Linked DNA regions of Homo sapiens: region 1 is linked to region 2. Evidence: chromatin contacts called from ENCODE Hi-C or POLR2A ChIA-PET data. All regions are on one chromosome and are shown on one strand. The core of a region is the stretch at or near the end of the contact, and the rest is flanking DNA. Distances in the headings are between cores, read along the strand shown.

Region 1 (2,790 bases), core at 110-2,609, 60 kb before region 2:
ACAGCAGTATGCAGATGCTTCCCTCTTCAGATGACACACTCTTAGGCATGGCTGGGCACTAAAAAAGGTCCTTTGACAATGTTGGTGAAAGCTGAGATTCAGCCAGAGTATCAAACAGTGCGGATTGATGTGCCACAGGTACAATGTCAAGTATGACTCAGAGGACAAATTATCTAGATCCTTCTAATAATAGCATGTACCCCAACAACTGGATTCCTTAGTATTCTTCAAAATCTGAGGTAAAATCACTCTCGCTTTAAAAGATACCAACTTCACCCCTTCCTCTCTTCCCAACTCCCTCCTGCTTCCTTAAGGATCCATGCCAGCTAGCAGGTAAACCAGAGACTGACTTGCTGACATCTTCCTTACCTTATTCCTCAGGTATACATCCTAGGCAGGGAAAATTTACAGAATGCATCCCAGCCTGATTCTGGAAGAATGAGAAAGTTATCTGAGGGCTCCCAAGGGCCTCCTGTGCATACCATCTTTATCTTCCAACTTAGAACTAACCAAATTCAGTCTTTTTGTGTAATGAAAAAAGGATAAGCTGGGCACAGTGGCTCACACCTGTAATCCCAGCACTTTGGGAGACCGAGGCGGGAGGACTGCTTGAGCCCAGGAACAAGACCAGCCTGGGCAACATAGCGAGACCCTGTCTCTATACAAAAATAAAGAAGAAAAAAGGATGCAGGAAATTAGCAATAGGATAGCCAACACCCTCACTAAAGCATCAATTTCCATATGATGTTAAGTACCAGGTAGAAATCTCTCTGACTTTAAGGAGCTTTGGACACAAAAACTTTTCCTTAAACAAGCCATTTATTTTCTAAACATGGACTTCCACTAGTTGTGTAACTCTCCTAGAATTCTAGCCAATATTTAATAATTGTTGCCACACTTTTGTATTTCAACTTAAGTATTTTATATTATTAAAAACTACCAATTATCTTAACAAACCTGCACATGGAGGGAGAGGTATATGAAACTCAGCCCACTAACTAGACCAAAATCCTCCTCAATGACACTAAGGTTGTAATACTAAAAAGTCCCAATCACCCTCCCAGGATTCTATTAAAGCAAGCTGTGGTTAACAGACAAGATGCCTTTTTCGTCATCATTTTCAAAAGCATTGTCACTTTTTTTCCAAGACACAACTTCTTTGAACCTGTTTCATAACCTATCATATAAATACCAGCCTCAATACTGCTATCAAGATTAAACAATGAACAAAAAAGTGTTTTATAAGTAAGAGTGGACAATGTGAGTTTTTATTGTTTGGCTCATTAGAAATGTTCTTGGCCATCTCATGCAGGAACAGCTGGAGGAAATGGAAGAACGCCAGAGGCAGTTAAGAAATGGGGTGCAACTCCAGCAACAGAAGAACAAAGAGATGGAACAGCTAAGGCTCAGTCTTGCTGAAGAGCTCTCTACTTATAAGTCAGTTTCTGCTGCTATACAAATCTCATCTAATACTGGCTGAGGGGATGGTGGGAGGGCTTAGGGAAAATTTTACCTTAGAATCAAAAACAAAAAGAGGATTTGGGAAATGATTTTCAAATTGTGCTTATCCAAAAACACATGGAAAATGGCTCTCTCTTTTTAAAGGGCTATGCTACTACCCAAGAGCCTGGAACAGGCTGATGCTCCCACTTCTCAGGCAGGTGGAATGGAGACACAGTCTCAAGGTGATCTTTGTGAAGAGAAGAGTGGTGTTTGCATTGTTACTGCTTTCCTAACAATACTAATTAATGCCTTAAAAACAGGCCGGACGGGGTGGCTCACGCCTGTAATCCTAGCACTTTGGGAGGCTGAGGAGGGTGGATCACCTGGAGTCAGGAGTTCAAGACCAGCCTGGCCAACATGGCAAAACTCCATCTCCACTAAAAATACAAAAATTAGCCGGGCATAGTGGCAGGCACTTATAATCCCAGCTACTCAGGAGGCCAAGGCAGGAGAATCGCTTGAACCAGGAGGCAGAGGTTGCAGTGAGTCAAGATCACAATACAGCACTCCAGCTTGTACAACAGAGTGAGACTGCCTCAAAACAAAACAAAAACCCAAAAAACAAAAACAACAAAAAACCCTTGTGTGCCTAATGACAAGGGGATAACCCAAACCTCCAAAACGCCTGAGTCAGGCATTCAGAGTTCATTTGGAATGTTTGTTTCTAGTAGGACTCAAAATATGCCCTGATTATCACCATGAATTCTGTGGCATCTAGGCTTTGGGCATCTTGTTTCCTCATCCTACCCTACCCACCTGCTATTCTCAGTTTTCCTTATAATAGCAGAGAAAGCAGTTGTGCTATCAAAAATAATAAACATATCTATCCATTAAGTTCCTTATATAATATTCAAAGGCTGTGGTTTTGGGTGGAAGCAGAGATGTTCATGTTACACAGACTTACTCTTTTTTTTTTTTTTTTTTTTTGAGACGGAGTCTTGCTCTGTTGCCAGGCTGGAGTGCAGTGGCGTGACCTCTGCCTCCCGGGTTCAAGCGATTCCCCTGCCTCAGCCTCCCAAGTAGCTGGGATTATAGGCACGCACCACCACGCCTGGCTAATTTTTTTGTATTTTAGTAGAGACGGGGTTTCACCATGTTGGCTAAGATGGTCTCATCTCCTGACCTTGTGATCCACTTGCCTCGGCCTCCCAGAGTGCTGGGATTTCAGGTGTGAGCCACCATGCTTGGCCTAAACAGACTTAACTTTTAGACACTGACAAAACTGAAGGCATCTTTCTGACCAATCACCTACTCAGGATCCCTCCCCCAATGTTTTACCAGTATATT
Region 2 (2,700 bases), core at 55-2,554:
AGACAGTCTCACCCTGTCACCCAGGCTGGAGTGCAGTGACGTGACCTCTACTCACTGCAACCTCCCCCTCCCAGGTTCAAGCGATTCTCGTGTCTCAGCCTCCCGAGTAGCTGGGATTACAGGCCCATGCAACCATGCCAGGCTAATTTTTGTATTTTAGTAGAGACTGGGTTTCACCATGTTGGCCAGGCTGGTTTCGAACTCCCGACCTCAGGTGATCCACCCACCTTGGCCTCCCAAAGTGCTGGGATTATAAGCGTGAGCCACTGCACCCAGCTACTTCTTATTTTTTGAATGAATGATCAAATAACTCTTTTTTTTTTTTTGAGATGGAGTCTTACTCTGTTGCCCAGGCTGGAGTGCAGTGGTGTAATCTCAGCTCACTGCAACCTCCACCTCCCAGGTTCAAGCGATTCTCCTGTCTCTGCCTCCTGAGTAGCTGGGATTACAGGTGTATGCCACCACAGCCGGCTAATTTTTGTATTTTTAGTAGAGGTGGGGTTTCACCATGTTGGTCAGGCTGGTCTCAAACTCCTGACTTCAGGTGATCCACCTGCCTCGGCCTCCCAAAGTGCTGAGATTACAGGCATGAGCCACTGGGCCCAGCCAATCAACTTTTCAAAGCAAAAAGGAATGTTTTACAAATAGCTTATTAAAACATCTGGTTCCTGGAATATTTCTTGGTTTAAAAATACCTTCCTGGTTTTAATACTGTCTTTACCTTCTCTCCATGAATCCATATGCCATCCATCCATGAATTTATGCATGCATTCAGCAAATACTTATCAAGTGCCTCCAGTGTTTCAGACTTTTTTTTATGCACTCGAGGTAGAAATGTAATAGGATAAGCGAAGTCTCTGCCCTTACTGAGTTTAAAATGTAGTGGGAGAAGTGAGCCAGACAAACATGTAAACACATAATATAATTTCAGATAGTGAACAGTGCCATCAGGATAAGGTAAGAGTGGTTGGAGGAGGGGAGGGGGTAGTCAGAAAATATATGTTTATTAACCCATTCTCACGCTGCTGATAAAGACATACCCGAGACTGGGTAATTTATAAAGGAAAGGGGCTTAATTGATTCATAGTTCAGCATGGCTGGGGAGACCTCAGGAAACTTACAATCATGGTGGAGGGGGAAGCAAACCCTTCCTTCTTCACATTGTGGCAGGAAGAGAAGTGAGTGCTGAGCGAAGGGGGAAGCCCCTTAGAAAACCATCAGATCTCCTGAAAACTCACGCACTATCACTAGAACAGCATGGTGGAAACCGCCCCCGTGATTCAATGATCTCCACCTGCTCCCTCCCTCCCACAACACGTGGAGATTATGAGCACTACAGTTCAAGATGAGATTTGGGTGGGGACACAGCCAAAATATATCAGTATGTTTGAGAAAGTGATATTTGAGCAGAGGCAAGAGAGATGAGGAGTGAGCAGAAATAAGGAAGAACTTTCTAGGTGAAGAAACAGGTGTAAAGGCCCTGAAATGAGGTAAGTTCAGGGAACAGCAAGCTGGAGCTGAGAGTGAAGGTGTAATAGTAGGAGACAAGGTTGTAGAGATAGGGCCACAGCCTCTTTGGTAAAATTTGGTAAGGGGAGTATAGGATCAAGTACTCACGTATGGGAGTTGGCCTTCTGATGGGAGCCAGGGACAAGCCATTCATTGCAATCAGGCTAAGGTGAGTACAGATACAGCATGATGGTAGATTTGGTGGTAGGAAAATGAGTCAGTTCTTACTGAGTTGCTCTTACTTTCTCTAGGAAGCACAGTTGATTGAGAGTGAGAATGAGGGAGGAATGATCACTAGAGGAGAAGAGAAAGAATTGTCTCAGAGAGTGAAAAAGGGAATTTATTGGTAATTGTAAGATTTTACTGCGAGTACTGAATTCCTGTTTGAGATGTGTGGACATACACTCAGGGTGATACCAGTTAGCATGGTGTGTGCTGCCATAAGCAGACAGTTGAACTTGAATTAGGTTGTGGTTTTGCCAGGTGATTGTGGCAGAGGAGAAAAAGCAGTGGCAGTGCCACTTATATCCTTCTGTGAAATCTTCCTTTTTTTGTGTGGTGTAGAGCTAGCAAATGCCATTTACCTATTGCCTGGTACATTTTATGGTGCACAGAATTATTGTAGATTCCTTTTGGAGCTGGAAAGAACCTAAGAGAACATCTAATTCTGTGGTTTTAAACTGGGGCAGGGTTGGGCAATGTCATGTATCAGAGACGTGTGGAGAGCTTTTGACCTGGGAAACTATATCTTATTCTTCAGCTAGACTTGGAAAGAGAAGAGTCCCAAGAGGTGAAGTGAGTGTTGTCAACTGAGGAAAAGAGAATAAGTTGAATTCCTAGGGCCTAGGTCAGAGTATAAGGAGGTGGTTTTGATTTCAGAAAGAGCCCTGAGCCAAATAGTAGAAAAGCTTGTGTTCTTTGATTCAACCCATTTTCTTTTTTTTTTTTTAATCATCCTCAAAAGTTTTTTACTTTTTTTTCTTTCCAACTTTTATTTTTAGGTTCATGGGGTACATATACGAGTTTGTTACATGGGTAAATTGCATGTTGTGGGGGTTTAGTGTACAGATAATTTTGTCACCTAGGTAATCAGCATAATACCTGATAGGCAGTTTTTCAATCCTCACCCTCCCCCAACTCTCAAATAGACCCGGTGTCTTGTTTCCCTCTTTGTGTTCATGTGTACTCAAT

What was found. A loop is a pair of places that touch in the nucleus more often than their neighbours do. ChIA-PET counts read pairs that join two places held with the same protein, here RNA polymerase II (POLR2A). Pooled maps may share reads with other maps.
Region 1: a loop to region 2 is called in a pooled map, with 2.5 times the contacts of the local background. The contact joins two enhancer-like sites. A Hi-C loop is called at or near these places in 1 of 168 maps with a recorded cell type or tissue (breast epithelium) and 5 of 50 pooled maps. POLR2A ChIA-PET finds 5 or more read pairs at or near these places in 8 of 52 experiments (GM10248, GM12878, H1 and 4 more).

Annotation. Positions count from the first base shown.
Region 1 is chr1:32,682,905-32,685,694 of GRCh38, reverse strand. It overlaps RBBP4 (RB binding protein 4, chromatin remodeling factor), which reads right to left. Exons shown (of 12, transcript NM_005610.3): 12 at 1-2,790. It overlaps SYNC (syncoilin, intermediate filament protein), which reads left to right. Exons shown (of 5, transcript NM_030786.3): 3 at 1,313-1,437; 4 at 1,606-1,685. Among named protein-coding and RNA genes, the nearest start is that of SYNC, 18 kb to the left of the region's middle. Within about 2 kb of position 1,359, at least 7 of the 41 ENCODE cell types and tissues checked have a DNase peak (open chromatin) inside an H3K27ac peak, as active enhancers do.
Region 2 is chr1:32,622,520-32,625,219 of GRCh38, reverse strand. All of the region lies in intron 6 of ZBTB8OS (zinc finger and BTB domain containing 8 opposite strand), which reads left to right. Among named protein-coding and RNA genes, the nearest start is that of ZBTB8OS, 27 kb to the left of the region's middle. RefSeq lists an enhancer at 1,442-1,511. Within about 2 kb of position 1,304, at least 3 of the 41 ENCODE cell types and tissues checked have a DNase peak (open chromatin) inside an H3K27ac peak, as active enhancers do.